Regions from separate parts of the Homo sapiens genome. Here region 2 is linked to region 1. Evidence: chromatin contacts called from ENCODE Hi-C or POLR2A ChIA-PET data. All regions are on one chromosome and are shown on one strand. Each heading gives the region's core, a stretch centred on a gene start or an enhancer-like site at or near the end of the contact. The rest is flanking DNA. Distances are from core to core; before and after follow the strand shown.

What was found. Hi-C counts contacts between places; a loop is a spot of excess contacts on that map. ChIA-PET counts read pairs that join two places held with the same protein, here RNA polymerase II (POLR2A). Pooled maps may share reads with other maps.
Region 2: a pooled map shows a loop between it and region 1 (5-fold over the local background). The contact joins the promoter of SNHG12 here to the promoter of DHDDS in region 1. A Hi-C loop is called at or near these places in 1 of 50 pooled maps. POLR2A ChIA-PET finds 5 or more read pairs at or near these places in 3 of 52 experiments (B cell, CD4-positive, alpha-beta T cell and activated B cell).

What each region holds. Positions count from the first base shown.
Region 1 is chr1:26,430,955-26,433,678 of GRCh38, forward strand. It overlaps DHDDS (dehydrodolichyl diphosphate synthase subunit), which reads left to right and starts at 1,367. Exons shown (of 9, transcript NM_205861.3): 1 at 1,367-1,422; 2 at 1,937-2,054. The coding sequence starts at 1,992. It overlaps LOC124903883 (a long non-coding RNA gene), which reads right to left and starts at 1,283. Exons shown (of 2, transcript XR_007065557.1): 1 at 1,019-1,283; 2 at 1-164. RefSeq lists enhancers at 586-1,122, 907-966, 1,037-1,096, 1,123-1,659, 1,197-1,686.
Region 2 is chr1:28,581,554-28,584,353 of GRCh38, forward strand. SNHG12 (small nucleolar RNA host gene 12) reads right to left here and starts at 1,430. Exons shown (of 6, transcript NR_146382.1): 1 at 537-1,430. RefSeq lists an enhancer at 1-597.

The DNA of each region.
Region 1 (2,724 bases), core at 117-2,616:
ACTAAAAATACAAAAATTAGCCAGGCTTGGTGGCACGCGCCTGTAGTCCCAGCTACTCAGGAGGATGAAGCAGGAGAAACGCTTGAACCCGGGAGGCGGAGGCTGCAGTGAGCCGAGATCGCGCCACTGCACTCCAGCCTGGGCGACATAGCCAGACTCCGTCTCTAAATAAATAAATAAATAAATAAATAAATAAAAATAATACTGGTTGTATAAGAATCTGTAAAGAATTTTTTCCTCCTCTTTCAATTTTGAGAAAATTGAACTACAAATTTGTTTTGTGAGCCTAGAATTCTTGCAACCCTTTTTTTCGTAAAGGTTCAGTAGAGCTAATGCCCTTAACTTTTCTACCAGGGTTAATTTCTGTTATTTTCATTTATGTACTGCCAAAGCGAGCACCTTTCTGTTATTTTAGAAGTCATGCTTTTTTTTTTTTTCTTTTTTCAGACAGAGTTTCGCTCCTGTTGCCCAGGCTGGAGTGCAGTGGCCTGATCTTGGCTCACCGCAACCTCCGCCTCCCGGGTTCAAGCGATTCTCTTGCCTCACCCTCCCGAGTAACTGGGATAACAGGCGCCCGCCACCACGCCCGGCTCATTTTCTGTATTTTTAGTACAGACGGGGTTTCACGATGTTGGTCAGGCTGGTCTCAAACTCCTGACCTCAGGTGATCCGTTCGCCTCGGCCTCCCAAAGTGCTGGGATTACAGGCGTGAGCCACCGCGCCTGGCCTAGAAGTCATTCTTATGGCAGAAATCTTTCTGGCCTTACCCCTTCTCTTGAGTTCGTTGGGATAGGTCTTGGGAATCCACAAATCCTAAAATATGCGTGCCTTAAGTCGGCACAAAATAGATTAATATTCTGCGCGTCTGTAAGATTGGCTGCGGCTAGAAACTCCTTCCCAGACGATTAAATCCACTAAATAAAATACGAAACGGTAACGAGATAATTTTTAAGAGTATGCACCAGTGCTCTAATGAAGCCCGGTTCTGCGGCATTCCAAGGTAAGGACGCTGCCTTACCCAGTCTCTCAGCAGTCCTAAGCTGCCTTCGACGGCCGAGAAGCGCCTCGATTCTTGCCCCTGGCTCATTTCCCTGGCGCGTTTTCCAGACGCCTCCGCTCCCAACGCTGGGCTCAACCCTGTCTTCCCCAGCTGGTCTCCCAGCACGTGGCCTGGAGCCCAGCCTCCCGCCCCGCTCGGTCACGTGAGCCTGGCTCTCACCCGCGCCGGCTTCCACACCCCGCGGGACTGAGAACCGCCCTCCCACTAGCTCGCAGGCGCAGGCGCAGGGCAGGGTCCCCTCAGTTTGGGTGACGGAAGGGGCGTGTCGCAGCGCCCAAAGATGACGTGTTCTGCCAGCGCCACGTCATGAGGAAGTGCCGGCCCACTGAAGCCGTGGGGACGCGCCCAGCGGAGCTAATCAGGTGCCACTGAACTGAAGGGGTGAACTAGAGGAGAAGAGGGTGACTGGGCGGGGAGCAGCTGCGGGAGAAGCAAAGGGACGACTGAGGGAATAATCAGGAGACCACTGAGGCGTGAAGTACTAGGCGTGCGATAACTGAAGGAGTTAGTAACTGGGAGCACAGAGTTGGAAACAGCTTAGGGGAAGATGGAGAAGGAAGAAACGGGGAATGATCAAGATGTGGGCACCATGATGTGGCAGGAAACCGACTTAGATGTTCAGAAGAAGTCAGTGCAGATACGGAGGAAATGGGAATGGGAAGAAGTCTGCAAAGCCAGGAGAACCGAGGAAAGGCTTTTGCCTCCAGAGGTCACATTGCGTTATAAAACTCTGGGTGGTAAAAGATTATAGGCTTAGACCAGTGTCTTTGGATTCTAATGCTGGCTGCTCTCCATAGTCCATCTGATTCCCCAGAAGTCAGTTATAGCTCTTCGCAAACCTTGGTGACTTCTTATTTTCTTTCTTGTTTATCCAAGATTACCTGGCTGGTGTTTGCTTGTTCTGGAGTGATCTTCTGACTGGAAAAGAACTATGTCATGGATCAAGGAAGGAGAGCTGTCACTTTGGGAGCGGTTCTGTGCCAACATCATAAAGGTGAGCAATGGCCCAGAGCACCGGTTGGCCTTCTGGTCAGTTGGATAATCTTATATAAAAACCTGTTATTAAAGTTGATGATGTTAAGTGCAATTCATGATGTTAAGTGGAATTTAGCAAGGAAACCAAAGAGTCTTAGAATGGTAACTTCCAGGTCTACATTTCTGGTAGACTTTTGTCCTAACTCTGATATTTTCTGGAAGCCCAGGCCTCTTAATGTCACTGGGCAGCCTAGACTGCTAAGTATTCTTTATAGAGAACTGAAATTTGTTTCCCTGGAACATTGATCCATTGTTCCATGTACTGTCTTCTTGATTTAAATAGGTTAATCTTTGATATATTCTTTGATCTGTCAGTAGAGCTGGGCCCGGTCACTCACGCCTGTAATCCCAGCAATTTGGGAGGCTGAGGTGGGCAGATTGTTTGAGCTCAGGAGTTGAGACCAGCCTGGGCAACATGGCAAAACCCCGATTCTCCAAAAAATTAAAAAAATAGCAGGGCTTGGTGGTGTGCACCTGTAGTCCCAGCTACTCGGAAGGCTGAAGTGGGAGAATTTCTTGAGCCCAGGTCAAAGCTGCAGTGAGTCATGATTGTGCCACCACACTCCAGCCTGGGTGACAGAACGGGACTGTCTCAAAAAAAAGAGTTCAGAACAAGACTCTGTCTCAAA
Region 2 (2,800 bases), core at 180-2,679, 2.2 Mb after region 1:
CTTCCGTAAACCCGGCCGCCTGCCTGCAACACTCACCTGTCAGCCCAGAGCGCAGCGTTGCGCAGTCCGAAGCGAGAGAAGGGCGCGGCCCCCGCGGGCTCCCGCCCCTCTCACTGCCGAGGGGGCCTTTCGGAGCTCGGGCCCACCGGGTTGGAAGGCCCGGCTCCTCCGTGCCACATTCACCACCATCTCGAGGCCGTGGGAGGAAAAACCCGGCGAGTGCGCGCCAGCAGCAGCGACTAGCGGGGAACGGCGCGCAGGAAGGCAGGCAGAGGCTTGCAGCTAGTAAGTCGACACCGGGAATGCGGCGGGGAGAAAGGGCGCTGAAGCCGCGAGCAAGAGCTTATATAGGCCGCCCCTCGCGGCCACACCCGACAGTAGGCCGCCCGCGTGGCGCACAGCTGCCTGGGAGTTGTAGTTTGCTCGCCCCGGCGTTGTCCGCGCGTCACCTCCCCAGCCCTACGCGCGTGTCCATCCCGAGCCCGCGAAGCGAGAACCGCCAGAGGCTTTCCTCCGAGCGGAAGAAGCGCCTTCACCTTTCAGTGCCCGGCGCTGGGCCCACGCAGGAAGCCGACCCGCCTTGGCCTCTGGAGTTGTCTCTGGGATGTCTTTCAGTCTGGAAATGAACCCTGTGTGCTGGGAAAGGGCTCGGGCTCCGCTCCGAGCTCAGTGGGCGTGCGAGCGAGCAGCGCCTGAGTGGGTTTCGGGGAGGGGGTCATACTCCCCGAAAGGCGATTTATTCAAGGCTTGTCTCTTCCACTAATATGTAATTTTACTGAGCGCGTGCTATTTTAACTGTGTCTGATTATCTGATCTAGTTTTCATAAAAACCCTGTGTACGCTCTGTGGACAAATAAGGAAACTTAGGAATGGATCACACAGCTATCGCAAGCGAGGAGAGGACTGGAATTTGGAGCCCACCCCAGGCACCACACATAGCGCAATGTTTTGCCCATGGAATGAATAAGCCTCAGTATGAAAACTTAGTGGTGATTGCCGAGAATTAAACACCCATCCTGTGCCTAATCTATTAATTTTTATTCTTACATACACTTTTTTGTTTGAGACAGGGTCTTGTTCTGTTGCCCAGGCTGGAGTGCAGTGGCGTGATCAAGGCTCATTGCAGCCTCGACCAACTGGGCTCAAGCAATTCTTCCACCTCAGCCTCCCAGGTAGATGGGACTACAGGTGCGGGCCAACTTTCCTTGCTTACACTTTAAAAAGTAGGTACTACTGCCGGGTGCGGTTACTCACGCCTGTAATCCCAGCACTTTGGGAGGCCAAGGCGGGTGGATCACGAGGTCAGGAGATCGAGACCATCCTGGCTAACACGGCGAAACCCGGTCTCTACTAAAAAAAAATACAAAAAAAAATTAGCCGGGCGTGGTCGCGGGCGCCTGTAGTCCCAGCTACCCGGGAGGCTGAGGCAGGAGAATGGCGTGAACCCGGGAGGCGGAGCTTGCAGAGAGCCGAGATCGCGTCACTGCACTCTAGCCTGGGCAACAGAACGAGACTCTGTCTCAAAAAAATAAAATAAAATAAAAAGTAAGTACTACTTTAGCAGGTCGTGGGGGCGCATGCCTGTGGTCCTGGACTCCTCTCTTTCTCTAACATCACATGTCCAAGCCATCAGCAACTCCTGTGTGCTCTACCTTTAAAATGTATCAATAATCTGACTGTTTCTTACCCCTTCCACTGATGTTACCCTAATCGTTGACCCAGATGATAGCAATAGTCTCTTATCTCCCAGATCCTGCTGTTGCTCCCGACAGTCTGGTCTCCACACGCCAGCCAGCCTGCTAAAAGTTTTTTAATTTTTATGAAGTCTAAGAGTCAATTTTTTTTTTTGTAGTTTATGCTTTTTTTTTTTTTTCTTGAGACGGAGCTGCTCTGTCGCCCAGGCTGGAGTGCAGTGGCGCCATCTCAGCTCACTGCAAGCTCCCGCTCCCGGGTTCACGCCATTCTCCTGCCTCAGCCTCCCAAGTAGCTGGGATTACAGGCGCCCGCCACCACGCCCGGCTAATTTTTTGTATTTTTAGTAGAGACAGGGTTTCCCCATGTTGGGCAGGATGGTCTCGATTTCCTGACCTCGTGATCCACCCGCCTCGGCCTCCCAAAGTGCTGGGATTACAGGCACGAGCCACCGCGCCCGGCCGTTTGTTTACGCTTTAAAAGCTTAATAATTATGCTGGGCGCGGTGGCTCCCACCTGTAATTCCAGCACTTTGGGAGTCCGAGGGGGCAGATAACCTGAGGTCAGGATTTCAAGTCCAGCCTAGCCAACATGGTGAAAACCCGTTTCTACTAAAAATACAAAAATTAGCTGGGCGTGGTGGCAGGCGCCTGTAATCCCAGCTACTTGGGAGGCTGAGGCAGGAGAATCGTTTGAACCTGGGAAGCGGAGGTTGAAGTGAGCTAAGATGGAGCCATTACACTCCAGCCTGGGCGACAAGAGCGAGACTCCGTCTCAAAAAAAAAAGAAAAAAAGTAAAATTATTAAACTTTTTTTTTTTTTTTTGGAGATGAAGTCTCGCTTTTTCGCCCAGGCTTGTGCAGTTTATTCTGTGTCAATTATGCCTCAATAAAGCTGTCAAAAAACCATTAAGAAAAAATGTATATCTCCCAGGCGCAGTAGCTCCCACCAATTCGGGAGGCCAAGGCAGGTGGATTACCTGACATCAGGAACTAGAGACCAGCCTGGCCAACATGACAAAACCCCATCTCTACTAAAAATACAAAAAAAAAAAATTACCCAGGCATGGTGACACTCATCTACAGTCCCAGCTACTTGGGAGGCTAAG